Regions from separate parts of the Homo sapiens genome. Here all the other regions are linked to region 1. A link is a contact called in ENCODE Hi-C or POLR2A ChIA-PET data. All regions are on one chromosome and are shown on one strand. Each heading gives the region's core, a stretch centred on a gene start or an enhancer-like site at or near the end of the contact. The rest is flanking DNA. Distances are from core to core; before and after follow the strand shown.

Evidence for each region. A loop is a pair of places that touch in the nucleus more often than their neighbours do. ChIA-PET counts read pairs that join two places held with the same protein, here RNA polymerase II (POLR2A). Pooled maps may share reads with other maps.
Region 2: a map of ascending aorta shows a loop between it and region 1 (4-fold over the local background). The contact joins the enhancer-like site here to the promoter of ID3 in region 1. A Hi-C loop is called at or near these places in 1 of 168 maps with a recorded cell type or tissue (ascending aorta) and 8 of 50 pooled maps. POLR2A ChIA-PET finds 5 or more read pairs at or near these places in 1 of 52 experiments (OCI-LY7).
Region 3: a loop to region 1 is called in a pooled map, with 6 times the contacts of the local background. The contact joins the promoter of LUZP1 here to the promoter of ID3 in region 1. A Hi-C loop is called at or near these places in 2 of 168 maps with a recorded cell type or tissue (B cell and sigmoid colon), 1 of 37 single-sample maps with no recorded cell type and 8 of 50 pooled maps. POLR2A ChIA-PET finds 5 or more read pairs at or near these places in 2 of 52 experiments (HepG2 and WTC11).

Annotation. Positions count from the first base shown.
Region 1 is chr1:23,558,251-23,562,948 of GRCh38, forward strand. It overlaps ID3 (inhibitor of DNA binding 3), which reads right to left and starts at 1,251. Exons shown (of 3, transcript NM_002167.5): 1 at 877-1,251; 2 at 685-769; 3 at 1-165. The coding sequence starts at 1,176. The coding sequence ends at 710. All of the region lies in intron 2 of LOC124903876 (a long non-coding RNA gene), which reads left to right. RefSeq lists an enhancer at 121-250 and silencers at 1,191-1,450, 1,318-1,564.
Region 2 is chr1:24,017,033-24,021,730 of GRCh38, forward strand. The region is part of intron 1 of LOC105376863 (a long non-coding RNA gene); the gene reads left to right. Among named protein-coding and RNA genes, the nearest start is that of SRSF10, 39 kb to the left of the region's middle. Within about 2 kb of position 1,924, at least 31 of the 41 ENCODE cell types and tissues checked have a DNase peak (open chromatin) inside an H3K27ac peak, as active enhancers do; they include ascending aorta, where a contact is called at or near this core.
Region 3 is chr1:23,166,567-23,171,264 of GRCh38, forward strand. It overlaps LUZP1 (leucine zipper protein 1), which reads right to left and starts at 2,290. Exons shown (of 4, transcript NM_001395462.2): 1 at 2,200-2,290. RefSeq lists enhancers at 996-1,527, 1,528-2,059, 3,135-3,184 and silencers at 1,299-1,438, 2,430-2,489.

The DNA.
Region 1 (4,698 bases), core at 1-2,500:
CCACAAGTTCACAGTCCTTCGCTCCTGAGCACCAGGTTTAGTCTCCAGGAAGGGATTTGGTGAAGTCAAGTGGGCAGGGCGAAGTTGGGGCCCATCCCTGCCGTCCGGCTTCCGGCAGGAGAGGTTCCCGGGGTCCCAGGCAGAACGGGCGCCAGCACCTGCGTTCTGGGCGGGGGAGGAAAGAAGACCAAGGAGCAGTCAGTTTCCGCCGAGCGTGCCGAGGCGGGGGCCGTCCGCAGACTGGCCGGCGCCAGGGAGGAAACTTGGTCTGTACCTCCAGCTGATAACTCCGCGCCCCACGCTGCCCCCACCCAGTTGGCGCCAAAGACCACAGGCGGAGCTTGCGCTACCCCTCCTACTTGGAATTGACACTAGCTGGGAGGGGGCTGCCGAAGACAGCTCCCTATACAACATGGAACAGAAAGACTTGTATTTAGTCGGACCCATGTCTACTTTGCCAGACCCTCGGCCACTGCGGGAGGGCAGGGCCCAGGCGCATTTAAGGCTTAAATGCACATCACATGGAAACTGACTCTGCCATTCATTTGATGCAACCATGGGCAAGTCACTTGTCCCTCTCTGGCCTCAGTTTCCCTAAACCGAGTGAGTGGCAATTTTTCAAAACGTCTGCCAACTCCAGGACTTGCCGTTTAAACCTCCCTCTCCAAGAGAGGAGATACTCACCTGGAGGTGTCAGGACACGGCCGAGTCAGTGGCAAAAGCTCCTTTTGTCGTTGGAGATGACAAGTTCCGGAGTGAGCTCGGCTGTCTGATTAGAGGAAAAGAGGGAAGAGTTACGCGAGGCAATCGGGAGCTCCGAGGGTCCCGCAGCATCCTTGCCTGGGTGTTCAGCCCTGTCCCGACTTCGAGGCTTACCTGGATGGGAAGGTGGGGGCCATCAGGGGGTCCAGGGGCTGGCTCGGCCAGGACTACCTGCAGGTCGAGAATGTAGTCGATGACGCGCTGTAGGATTTCCACCTGGCTAAGCTGAGTGCCTCTCGGGACTCCGGGTACCAGTTCCCGCAGGCGGGAGTAGCAGTGGTTCATGTCGTCCAGCAAGCTCAGCGGCTCCTCAGCTGCCGGGCCCTTCCCTCGGCCCCGGGCGATGGCCAGACTGCGTTCCGACAGGCAGCACACCGCCTCGTAGCAGCCGCGCACCGGGCTCAGCGCCTTCATGCTGGGGAGTGAGTCCAGAGGTGCCCCAAAGAGAAAGAAAACCAAAAGAAGTCCCGCTACAGTGACCTGCAACGCGCGCACGCTCGCCGCGGCGGTCACTTATAGAGCCTGCCTGGAAGGCACGCCTCTTTATTCAAAATGGCCCGCCTCGGCCCTGCCCCCGCCGGCCCTGGGCGTTCACAGCCCGCTTAAATTGCAAACAGGCTTCCTCCGGCTGGTCTGACGCCGAAGACCGCGGAGCCGCGGATTCAAAGAATGAGGAAGCGCTGATACCGGGGAGAGGCGGGCCTCTCCGCCAGCAAGGATTTAAAAATCACTCAAAACCATTAACTTCCAGAATTTGCTTTTTCCTGGCAGCACCCCAGATCTTTGAGCTTCCCTGCCCCCTGCCAGTCCGCCTTTAGCCCAACACTGGTTCGAGCCACAGCTCCTCCGAGGTCATAAATCCCTGAACAGCAAAGAAGCTCCCCCCACCCCCCGTTTTTTTTAAGCGAAAGATTTTTCAAGGGAAACTTGTAAGGAATTAGTGCCGCCTTGTTCCCCAATTTGCTGTTCGTCTGACCTCCAGACTCACTGGCGTCAGGAATTATCTTGTGACCAGAGGGAAAAAAAATTAATTGCGGTGAAGCTGAGGTTACAATGAAGAAAACAGATTTGCGCTAGGCGCTGAGATTGCAGAAGGAGGAGGGAAAGGGGGTTTGAGCAAAGAACACTATTTATTTGAGCAACAGGGGAAAAGAAGAAAGCTTGAGCCCATGCTTTTTGCATGGGGAAAAAAGGAGCCTGGACCCTCTGCCCCATAAACTCCATAACGAACTAAATATATGCACAGTTGTGCTTTGTGAGTTCAATTAGAATTTTGGACAAGGTTTTAAATATGGAGGCACAGATGGGACAATTTCTACATAAACCTTTTTAAGAGCCCCCCCCCACCCAATTGGGTCAGCAAATTTCTTAACTTCCCCTCTCTTCACTTTCCACACACCTCTGTGTAGAAAACAGTGGTAATTTCATTGCTCTATTGTCTGTCCCTTTCTGCTATGGAAGGGCAGGCCACCTGGACTTGATTATTCTTAGCCCTGCTGAAGTAGCTCCAGCTCCATCTGAAAGACCAGGAAAGGAACCAGAGGGCCGGCAAACTAAGTCCTGTATTGCAACAGGACACTGTGCTCAGTATTCTTTGATTCTTTGCTTGCCTTCTTGTCACCTCCCTAGACATTTGGGGACCTGCACTTCCAAGATGCTGCTTTCCATTTTGGAAATGACCAAGTGGGATTCCCCCAATAGTTGCTTTCCTAATGAATCATTGGTGAATATTTATGGAGTCCCTCCGCATAAAACAGTGGCTCCTGCTTTCAAGAATCTCACAATTTGGGGAGACAAGATTAACACAGGAAACAAGAGTTCGATAATGTGTGGCACTGATTAACAGGACAAGGGGGGCTCAGAGCCAAAGAGAGTCGCAAAACGGTTGAAAAGGACACTGACTGGGAATTGAGAGCCCTGGGTTCATCATGCTAGCCCTGACAATAATTTGTCATGTAATCTTGAACAAGCCCAGGTACTCTGGCTTTAATTGCCTTGTGAGTAAAATAGACGATGGTACTAAGTGATTATTTAAAATCCTTTCCAATTGTAGAAGTCCAAGGTTGTGTGAAATTTGGATATGTAGGTGAAAGATGCTGAGGGGCCCAAGGAAGGCATTTAAGACATGCCCAATGTCACACTACAAGTAATAGCAGAGCCAGTCTTGAAGCCTCGTTCTTTTCCATCAAACCACAGGGCTCTGTGGCCCAAGAAAGATTTCTTCCTGGAATGTTTTTTTCAAGGACAGGCTCTTCAGTAAGAAAAGAGGAAGAAAACCTGTGAGTGGGCAAGTCAGTCTTTACATGCTACAGCCGTCAAGTGCCAGCTATTTGGTCAGGAAAGGCAAAATAATGGCTGTAGGAACTCCTGAATAACCGAAGAGAAGATCCTTCTTTTCCTATCTTGCAGACTTCTGTGGCAAAACGGTCAAGTCCAGAGGGTTCTAGAAAAATCACGGGCCAGGCAGATTTCTGTGCAAATGCCCATTCTTCTTCTTCTTCTTCTTTTTTTGTTTAAACTAATTGTGTAGACTTTGGCTGAGTTATCCTGGGTGCTTCTATTTTCCCATCTATAAAATGGAACTAATTGGGTCTACTCATTCATTCATTCGATAATTATTGAATGCCTCTTCTCTGCAAAGCACTTGATGTGTTCACTCCATCTGATCTTAGTCTTCTTACTGCCTGGGGGACCCAGCATGGGCCAGTTGTGTGGAAGGTGCTCAGTCTACCCAGATTCTCCTCCCTTCTTTTCCTTCCTCTACTACTGCAGCTGATGCCTCAGGCTTGTATAGTGATTTAGGTTTGCAAAGCACCTTCGCATTTATTATTTCCCAGGATGCTTCCAGGCTGAAATGCCCATGGGCTGTGTGACATAAGGCAGAAGGATGCTGTGGAATTAGCAAGCAAAATTCTGTTCTGTGCATGCCAATAATTTGCAGTGTGCCCTTGGACGAATTTCCTCCCTTCCTGGGCTTCATTTTCTCTTTAAAAAAAAAAAAAAAAAAAAGATAGTGGGTAGGTTGGGAGGAAGCAAGTGCCCTTTAATGGTCCTCTCTAGCCTAAGATTCTAATTCTGAAAGAAGCAGGTTATGGTTAGGAACACTGAATAGTGTTTAAACCCAAGAGACTTCTTTTTCCCCACAGCAGACTGGACAGGCTAGCTCAGGCCTTCTGCAACTTGTTTAGCAGTGGTGGGGCCTCAGCCTCTTATTCCAAATGCCTCTGAACTTTCTGTTCCCAGTTCTGCTCCTTTTACCAGCTTTTTCCCCCCTCTTGCATTTTTTATTTTTATGAAAGGATGTCATTAAGGCTTTTGTCTGCGCTGTTTTTGTTTCAGAACTTTTCTCACAATCCTATTTTTTGTTGAGGAATCCGCTCCTTTGCCCAGCTGTGGGTCCCGGTCCCACAGCTGTGTTGATCTAAGACTCAGCCCCAGACAGCCTGGCGCCAGGGTGGGACGTCATGCGTTCACACAGGGATGCGTGTCCCAGGCAACCTTTCCTCGGGCAGTCACCGGCCGGCGACTGCCTCCCCCACCAATGAGCGCCGGACACCCGAGAAAGGGGCGGGGTCTGCATCGCCCCAACCGCGAGCGGCTTGTGAATTGCAGATGCTGAGAACTTGATAATGTTGCTTCAATTGGGGCCCTTTAAAGTCTTTTTTTTTCTTTCTCTTTTAGTTCTTTATTTTCTTTTGTCTATTCCCTTTCTTTCCACCTTCTTCCTTTATCTATATATGTGTATAATTTTTCTTCTTCTTTTTTCTAACTATCTCCTCCCAGTGTCAGGAATCATTTTGTAAGCATTTCCAGGAACTCAATCTTCCTCTGCCAAAATAAAAAAAAGAAAAAAAAATTCAATGTTGTGCTCTCTGATTTTTTTTTTTTTGAGAAGTTGGCAGAACTCTTTAAGTTATACTGTTTTGTTTTTTAAAA
Region 2 (4,698 bases), core at 674-3,173, 460 kb after region 1:
TTTAATGTCTAGTGGTTTTATTTGTTTGTTTTTTTGAGACAGGGTCTTGCTCTGTCGCCCAGGCTGGAGTGCAATGGTGCCATCGTGGCTCACCGCAACCTCTGCCTCCTGGGTTCAAGTGATTCTCCTGCCTCAGCCTTCCGGGGAGCTGGGATTTCAGGTGCCCACCACCATGCCTGGCTAATTTTTGTATTTTTAGTAGAAATGGGGTTTCATCATGTTGGCCAGGCTGGTCTCGAACTCCTGACCTCAAGTGATCCGCCTGCCTCAGCCTCCCAAAGTGCTGGGATTACAGGTGTGAGCCACCGCACCTAGCTTAATGTCTAGTGGTTTTGCAGGACGAGGACACAGATAAATTCTTGGGCTCAGGGGTCAGGTATACCCCTTCCCAGGCAGAAAGTAAGATACCATGAAAATTGTTCTTAAATGTGATCTAAGTACTACAGGAAGGTGATGAGGGGACCTCACCAAATGCAGGATGTAACCAGAAGTGACACTGGTACCCCTGCTAAGGACTGGGCACTAATGCCATAGCATCTCCTTCAACCCTCACATTAACCCTATGGTGGTAGAATGACTCCTATTTTGCTAATGACAAAACTACATGCATTTACTCAACAATCTTCCTTGTGCACCTACTACATGCCAGGTATTTTCTAGGTGCTGGAGGTAGAGCATGGGCAAAAGGGACAAAAATCCCTGTCCCTGTGGAAGTGACATTAACAAGGTAATAAATAAGTTAAGGAAGTAAAATATAGAGCATGTCAGGTGGTGCTAAGAGCATGGAGAAAAATAAAGAAGAGTAGGAGCGTGGGGGATGCGTGAGGCTGCAATTTGATTTCTTTCTGGTTTTTTTTTTTTTTTTTTTTTTTTTTTTTGAGACAGAGTCTTGCTCTGTCACCCAGGCTGGAGTGCAGTGGCATGATCTCGGCTCACTGCAACCTTAGCCTCCCAGGTTCAAGCAATTCTCCTGCTCAGCTTCCCAAGTAGCTAGGATTACAGGCATGCACCACCATGCTCGGCTAACTTTTGTACTTTTAGTAGAGACGGGGTTTCACCATGTTGGTCAGGCTGGTCTTGAACTCCTGACCTCAAGCAATCCACCCGCCTTGGCCTCCTAAAGTGCTGGGATTACAGGCGTGAGCCACTGTGCCCAGCCTGCAATTTGATTTAAAGTGACTAGGGCGGCTGGGCAAGGTGGCTCATGCCTGTAATCCCAGCACTTTGGGAGGCCAAGGCAGGTGGATCATCTGAGGTCAGGAGTTCAAAATCAGCCTGGCCAACATGGTGAAACTCCACCTCTACTAAAAATACAAAATTAGCTGGGCATGGTGGCACATGCCTGTAATCCTAGCTACTTGGGAGGCTGAGGCAGGAGAATCGCTTGAACCTTGGAGGTGGAGGTTGCAGTGAGCCGAGATCGTGCCATTGCACTCCAGCCTGGGCGACAGAGCGAGACTCCATCTCAAGAAAAATAAATAAATAAATAAATAGAATAAATACATAAATAATTAAAGTAACCAGGAAATGTCTCATGGAGATGACCTTGGAACAAAGACATGGAGAAGGCAAGGGAGGTGGCCACGAGGATAACTTGTTCAGAAACTGACCTGGGGTTCCCAGGAATTGACAGGGCGGGTACTGGAATCTCTGTCTGGCTCTAAGGCCAGTGCTCTCCTTTCAACAAGGCTCTTTTTCAAGAAGCAGTGTCGCTGTCGTCCAAGCAGGCTGTGTGCGTGTGATGCTGTGTGCGCGCACATATGTGCTATTTAGGAATGTGTTATATTTCCATGGGTAGACCCTGTGGGGACCCAAGCTTCCCTACTGACATCTTCCAGAGGCTGAGGCCTCACATTGTTGGTTTTCATGGAAACTTGGCAACTTTCTAGTTATCCCGCCCTGAGCCCTGCACCACATTCCAATGGTTTTATTTGTGTGCCTTGGAGCTGTGCCAGGGCTGGGCCTGGGACAGGTTGCCATGGCGACCTCCCCACTCTTTCCAGATAAGAATTTCTCAAGGATGTTGACGTTGGGCCTGAAATAGTTCTACCCTGCTCTCAGCCCGTAGGAGGATGAACTTTGGCATGGAGAACTGAGTTAGGAAACCTACTCATTCCCTCAGTCTTTCAATTTGTGTACACTGAATCCTGGGTAAGAAAGACTTCTCGGGAGGGTACTCCAGGGCCCCCCAGCTTTAGGATTGAGGATGGCTTTGCTTAGGTACTAGAAGAGCTTCTTTCAGTTTTTCCATTCCAGTTGTTATATTCAGTGCTTGCCTTTGAGAGCCCTGCTAACATAAGATATTTTTTTTTCTTTTTTTTTCGAGATGGAGTCTCGCTCTTGTCATCCAGGCCGGAGTTCAGTGGTGCGATCTCAGCTCACTGCAACCTCTGCCTCCGAGGTTCAAGTGATTCTCCTTCCTCAGCCTCCCGAGTAGTTGGGATTACAGGTGCCCGCCACCATGCCCAGCTCATTTTTGTATTTTTTTAGTAGAGATGGGGTTTCACCATGAGAGCCAGGCTGGTCTCGAACTCCTGACCTCAAGTGATCTGCCCGCCTCAGCACCCCAAAGTGCTGGGATTATAGGTGTGAGCCACTGTGTCCAGCTTTTTTTTTTTTTTTTGAGATGAAGTCTTGTTGTGTGGCCCAGGCTGGAGTGCAGTGGTACAATCTTGGCTCGCTGCAACCTCTGCCTCCTGGGTTCAAGCAGTTCTTGTGTCTCAGCCTCCCTTGTGGCTGGGATGATAGGCATGTGCCACCACGCCCAGCTAATTTTTGTATTTTTAATAGAGACGGGGTTTCACCATGTTGCCGAGGCTGGTCTTGAACTCCTGGACTCAAACAATCCTCCTGCCTTGGCTTCCCAAAGTGTTGGGATTACAGGTGTGAGCCACTGCACCTGTCCTGAAAGAACAACTGTCACTGGGAATTTGCTTTCAGAAAGAAAAAATGTCAGTGTTCATGCCTTTAACTCAAAATAATTCTTAAGCCAAAATAGCATATTTTGGGGTGGCGTATTCTTCCGCCCTTCACTTTTTTTCCCAGTAAATATTATTTTGAGTGAATAAAGTGACTCATCCAAAAATTCTTTTTTTTTTTTGATGACTTGTCCAAATTCACTGCATCAGTTATCTATTTCTGTATAACAAAACACTCTTGGATTTAGTGGCTTATGACAACACTGTCTTATTTGTTTATGATTCTGTGGGTCAGCTATTTGAGGTGGGATGGATGGTTCTTCTCCTGGTCTTGGCCGAGACCACTTGCAACTGCAGTCGGCTGGGGGTTTGGCTGGGAGCTGGTTGATCTGGGGCCTCAGCCAGGGTATGTTTTTGCTCCTTGTGGTCTTACGTCCAACAGGCTAGTGTCCTGGGCTTCTTTCTGAGAAAGTGAGGCTGAGGGCCTCTTCAGGGGCAGATCCTGAAGCAGTTCTAGGGGTCTTCTCTAAAGAAAATAAAAGCCATTAATATGAAATTAGGTCCAGAGCCTTGGAAGAGGCCGGTGCAAGTAAAGGGCCCAAAGCTTGAGCTGCAGGAGCCTCCCAGAACATCCGCCTTTGGTCTTCTCTGCTCTTGGATCCTCAGTGAGACTTGATGGGGTCTGACATCATTCTTACCCTTGAGAATGGGCCAGGGAACTAGCATGACATGGAACAGGGCCTCTTCTCAGTGACACACCTAAGAACCCTCTCCCTCCTCCCCAACTTGCCCCTCTCCTCTCAATCTTGAAGCTGCTATTGCTGTACTTCATCACGCTGAATTTATTGAGACACAAACTTTTATCAGGCTTTAGATTTTATTTTATTTTATTTTTTTTGAGATGGATCCTCACTCTGTCACCCAGGCTGGAGTCCATCTTGGCTTACTGCAACCTCCACCTCCCGGGTTCAAGCAATTCTCCCACCTCAGCCTCCCGAGTAGCTGGAATTTCAGGCGAGTGACACCACATCTGGTTAATTTTTGTATTTTTAGTAGAGATGGGGTTTCACAATGTTGGCCAGGATGGTCTGGAATTCCTGACCTCAGGTGATCCGCTCGCCTCGGCCTCCCAAAGTGCTGGGATTACAGGCATGAGCCACTGGACCCCGCCAGATTTTATTTTATTTTATGAGTCAGGATCTCAATGTGTCGCCGTTGGAGTGCAGTGGCGCGATCATGGCTCATGCAGCCTCAAACTCTCCATCTCAAGTGATCCTCCAACTTCAGCCTCCTAAATAGCTAGGACTGTAGGTACTCCACAAATGCCTGGTGAATTTTTGTTTACTTTTTGTAGAAACAGAGTCTCACTATATTGCCCGGGCTGGTCTCAAAACTCCTGGATTTAAGTGATCCTCTCCTTGGCTTCCCAAAGCTCTGGGATTACAGATGTGAGCCACTGCCCCTGGCCTAGGCTTTAGATTTAAAAATTCAACTCCTGCCCCTATTTCCCCCCACAAATATGCTCTCTGGCATAAATTTCAAAGGTCTATTTGAAACTCAAAAGCTAAGAATGGACTCTTTGTTCTGCTGTATCCCCCATCACTTCCTGAGGGAATGAGCTTCAAATGTCCTACCTGCTTCCCAAATGGGCGGAAAGATTCAGGAACAAAGCCCACATTAGATAACAGTATAAAATAGCTTCCGGCTGCATGGTTAGAACTGTTTATTTACACAGGTTTAGGAGCACCAGGTGAAAAATGTGAGCTTTGCCCTCACTTGG
Region 3 (4,698 bases), core at 1,040-3,539, 390 kb before region 1:
ATAGCTTAAACATGAGAGGCGGAGGTTGCAGTGAGCCGAGATCGCACCACTGCACTACAGCCTGGGTGACACAGAGCACTCCGTCTCAAAAAAAAAAAAAAAAAAAAAAAAGGGATGCTAACTACCACCTCACAAAATTCTTGGGAAGACTGCCTAAGATCTATACCACCTAGCATAATTACTGGGTACAGAATAGGCAACTCAACAACATTAGTTCCTTTTCTTGGTCTTAAATTATTTAAGATTAAGAAAACACCTCATAATCAACGAAGGCTAATTAACAATCCGCATTATTAATCACTGGTCAACAATGAACCTGTGTTTGCTGCCTTCTTCATACTCCAACCCATTCCCTTCCCAGCTCACTATTTCCAGCTTTTCAAACTTTAGTTACTATGTTTAGAAAAGTGATTTAATTTTAGAAACCTGGAAAATTCTTCTAGGAGTAAATTCTTCTAGGAGTAAATTGAGCAAAACCTTAATCTGCCCCCAGGGGAATTCTGAGCAAAACAATTATTTCTGACAAAAGAAGAATTTTCTATGGGGGTAATTCAATTTAACCACATGAATACTACCAAAGTTGCAAACAAGGTGACAGAAGGCAATCTGGAACACACCTTCCAGATTCCCCAAAAAGAAATGTCCTCCTAAAATCCAAACCCCTCCCTCCCTAATTTGAGGTAGTCAAATCTTATTAGGTGATCTGAATTCTCCCGGCTCTGACACCAGTCCAGCTCCTTAGGCCAGAACTGCAGCCGTCTGTAAAAGAAATACCCTGAGCAAACCCCACCCCTCAAAACATCCCCAAAAGGCAGGGAGGTCCAGAGAGTATTTTCTCCTCCAACGACAGATAAGGCACCAAGGGCTCAGCAGCGCAATCCTTCTCCCAAGGTCATTCAAGTCAGTGAAGGTGCGACGGTGGAGCTGCAGGCAGTCTGGCCTTCTGGAAATCACACTACAGGGGTTTTGGGGGTGCCTACTCTCTTCCCCTCTCCCACCCGCAAGGGTGAGCACTGGCCTCGGCATTCCCGAAACAAGCCACAACAAGCTCTGCAGTGTTAGGAAAGGGGTTGACGCGATGAAGAAACAGATGCTCCAAAGCAAGATGGTCTTTCTCGGCTCACAGAGGCTCCTCCAAGGTTATGCACAGAAACCGCAGCCACCTCCAAGAGCTCTAAACCGGGCTCCGAAGCCCCAGCGCGGCCGCTGCGGGTCGCCAGGTTCCCTGCAGGCAGGCTCCGCAGCCAGAGGCCACCAGCCCCAGAAACCGCACTTCATTCCTGCGCTCCGGGAAGCCATGGCTCCTTCCCTGCCCGGGCGGCTGGGCGGGGGCCGGGGGTGCGCCGGGAGGCGGGCCCCGCGCTGCGGAAAGTTCACCGCGGCGGGCGGGGGGAGGCCCCGGCCCCGCTCGCCGGCGTCCCCCTGCAGATTCCACCATTAATTAGTCCTAAGGACTGTCTACTGGCAACTTAAACAAAGCGAATGCCTCGAATTCCTTCCCGGCCCAGCGGTCTGGCTGCGAGACCAGCAGAGCGCCCGGGACGCGGGCCGGCGCGGCCGACAGCTGCGGCGGCCGCGGGACCCCTCCCCGCCCGGCCCGCGGCCCGCGCCCCGCGCCCGCAGCTGGCCCCGCACGCCGGCCCGACGCGCTCCCAAACCGCCCTCCTCCTCCTGCTGCTGCAGCTCCCGGGCCCTTCCTGTCTGATCACTTCCTTCCTCCGGTGCCCGCCGGGCCCCGCGCAGCCCCCTCCACGGCCGCCTCGTCGCCCCCCGCCCCTGTCGGCCCGCGCCCCCTCCCCCAACCCCAAACTCTACCCCCGAAACTCTTCGCCGCCCCCTCGAAAATGTCTCCTCCGCGTCTCTGCCCCAAACATTTCTCCTCAGAGTCTCGCTCCCACCAAGAAGTCTCCTCAGAACCTTCCCTCCCCCTCCCGAGGAAAAATCTCCTCAGAGTCTCTTCCTCCAACTCCACAAACATGTGCTGGGTCTCGCCCCAAAAGGTCTCCTCCTGAGCCCTTCCTCCAAAATCCATTCCAACTCTCCCCCAACTCCACACCCCATCTCTCCTCGGCTGCGCCCGCGGTTTCTTCTGCCCCGTGGCCGCGGGTGCCCCGACCTCACCCGGGACCGGCCTCCCAACCCCGCCGCCCTCCCCTCCCCGCGCCGCGCTCCCGCCGCCGCCGCCTCACGGACCCTCACCTCTGCGGCCCCGAACCGCGCTCCCGCCAGCGAAGGGTTCCGCCGCTCAGCTGCCAGCGACCGGCGCCTCCTCTGGCTCCGCGGGACTGACAATGAGGGGCGGGGCCAAATTGTGACGTCAGCGTTCTGGAAGGCGGGGTCTTTGTGATGGGCGGGGTTGTCTGTAGGCCCCGCCCCCTCCGTCCTTTTTTTCCCTTCCCAGGACTTAGACTCCACCAAGTTTTTATTGCCTCCGTAGCTGGGTCCTGTGCTAGGCGCCCTGGGAAATCGAAATGGAAGACAAGACTTCTCGATTTCAGGAGGGACACTTTCGGCCCGCGTGGTGGCTCAAGTCTGTAATCCCAGAACTTTGGGAGGCTGAGGCGGACGGATCGCTTAAACTCAGAAGTTCGAGACCAGCCTGGGCAACATGGCGAAACCCCATCTCTATAAAAAATACAAAAATTAGCCGGGAGTGGTGGCGCCCGCCGGTAAGCTAAAGTAGGAGGATCGCTTGAGCCGAGGGAGGTCGAGGCTGCAGTGAGCCGTGATCGTGCCACTGCACTCCGGCGTGGGTGACAGAGTGAGACCCTGTCTCAAAAGAAAAAGAAAAAAGCGGGACACTCTCAGTAGGGTTGTGAGGATTAAATGAGATAATCAATGGAAAGGTGCTTAGCCTAGAACCTGATATGGAATAATCACTCAACAAATCCTATTTCTATTACTCTGCAAATGCAGAGAAGGAACTCAGCTCAGACTCGGGAGGCATGGGTTCCCGTCCCCCACTGTGCTATTAATTCTTTGTGTGATGCTAGACAAGTACTTTCCCATCTATGTTCCCGATTTTCATCTTCTTTAAAATGGGAAGGGGGAATAACCAGATGATCTCAAAATCCCCTCCCATACTTCTATGACATACTTCCTTTAAGTCTACTATCTAAAAGGCACCTAGTGCCCTGAGAAGCCAGGAGGAAGGCTTCAAAGACAGCCCAAGACCCACACCCAGCATAGTACAGGACACAGCCAGAGACTGCTCTCGCTGCGGATGCCCTCCCACACGCTGGCACGCAGCAGCATTCACAAGCCAGGACACAGATGGGCTGAGGGCTGCTTCCTCTCTGACTACAGCAGCATGGTTGGTCTCTTGAGACATCTCTTGTGTAAGCTCTTTATTGCCTATGGAATAAAGGCCAAAGCCCTGGCCTGGTATGATCACTTCCTACCTTTACACACACACACACACACACACACACACAAAGTTTATCCAAACTTCTCTTAGCACACCCACTGCTTTCCCACATTTGACCCTTTGCTGAAGCTCTTCCCCTGCTGTCTCACCTCCCAGCTTCTCCCAGCCAGAAAGCAATCCTCCCTGTTCTGAATAACCAATAACATTGTGTTTAACCCTCACGTGGGCATGAACACTACAACTTATAAAGAACTGACCTCCCATTTGTTTCTTAGCACTTCCTGGAGGTCAGAACCCACACATGTTTGTGGAGCTCAAGCTCTGATGCCAGAAAACCCTGGGATCATATGTTCTGGGGTCATAATAGCCATCTCTGAGCCTGTCTTCTCATCTATAAAATGGGGATAATAATATAGTCTTGTGGTGTTTGTTTTAAAATTACCTAAGATACTGTATGGAAAACATCAGGCACAGTGTTCCACAAACAATATGAACAATATGATTGTCATTCTTATTTTCTTTTTCTTTCTTTTTTTTTTTTTTTTTTTTTGAGACGAATTTTCTCTCTTGTCGCCCAGGCTGGAGTGCAGTGGCACGATCTCAGTTCACTGCAACCTCTGCCTTCCAGGTTCAAGAGATTCTCCTGCCTCAGCCTCCCAAGTAGCTGGGATTACCGGCACTTGCCACCACACCTGGCTAATTTTTGTATTTTTAGTAGAGACGGTGTTTCACCATGTTGGCCACGCTGGTCTCGAACTCCTGACCTCAGGTGATCCACTCACCTTGGCCTCCGTAAGTGCTAGGATTACAGACGTGAGCCACCACATCAGGCCCCTGTCATTCTTATTTTCAGTAGTATTATATTGACCAGGCGCGGTTGCTCATGCCTGCAATCCCACCACTTTGGGAGGATCACTTGAGTCCAGGGGGATGGATCACTTGAGTCCAGGAGTTTGAGACCAGCCTGGGCAACATGGCAAAACCCCGTCTTTACAAAAAATACTAAAAATTAGCCAGGCCTGGTGGTGCCCGTGCAGTCTCAGCTACTCAGGAGGCTGTGGTGGGAGGATCCCTTGAACCTGGGAGGTGGAGGCTGCAATAAGCCATGATAATGCCACCGCACTACAGCCTGGTGACAGATCGAGACCCTGTCTCAAAAAAAAAAAATATATATATATATATATAATTACTGTATGATTTATATATGTATTTTTATATATAACTACTATAATCAGTATTATTTCTAGTTATTAACACCACACAGCACCTCATAACAATCCACCTAATCATTTCATATGGAAGACTTTAGGGTCTTGAGAAAGGAAGAGGCT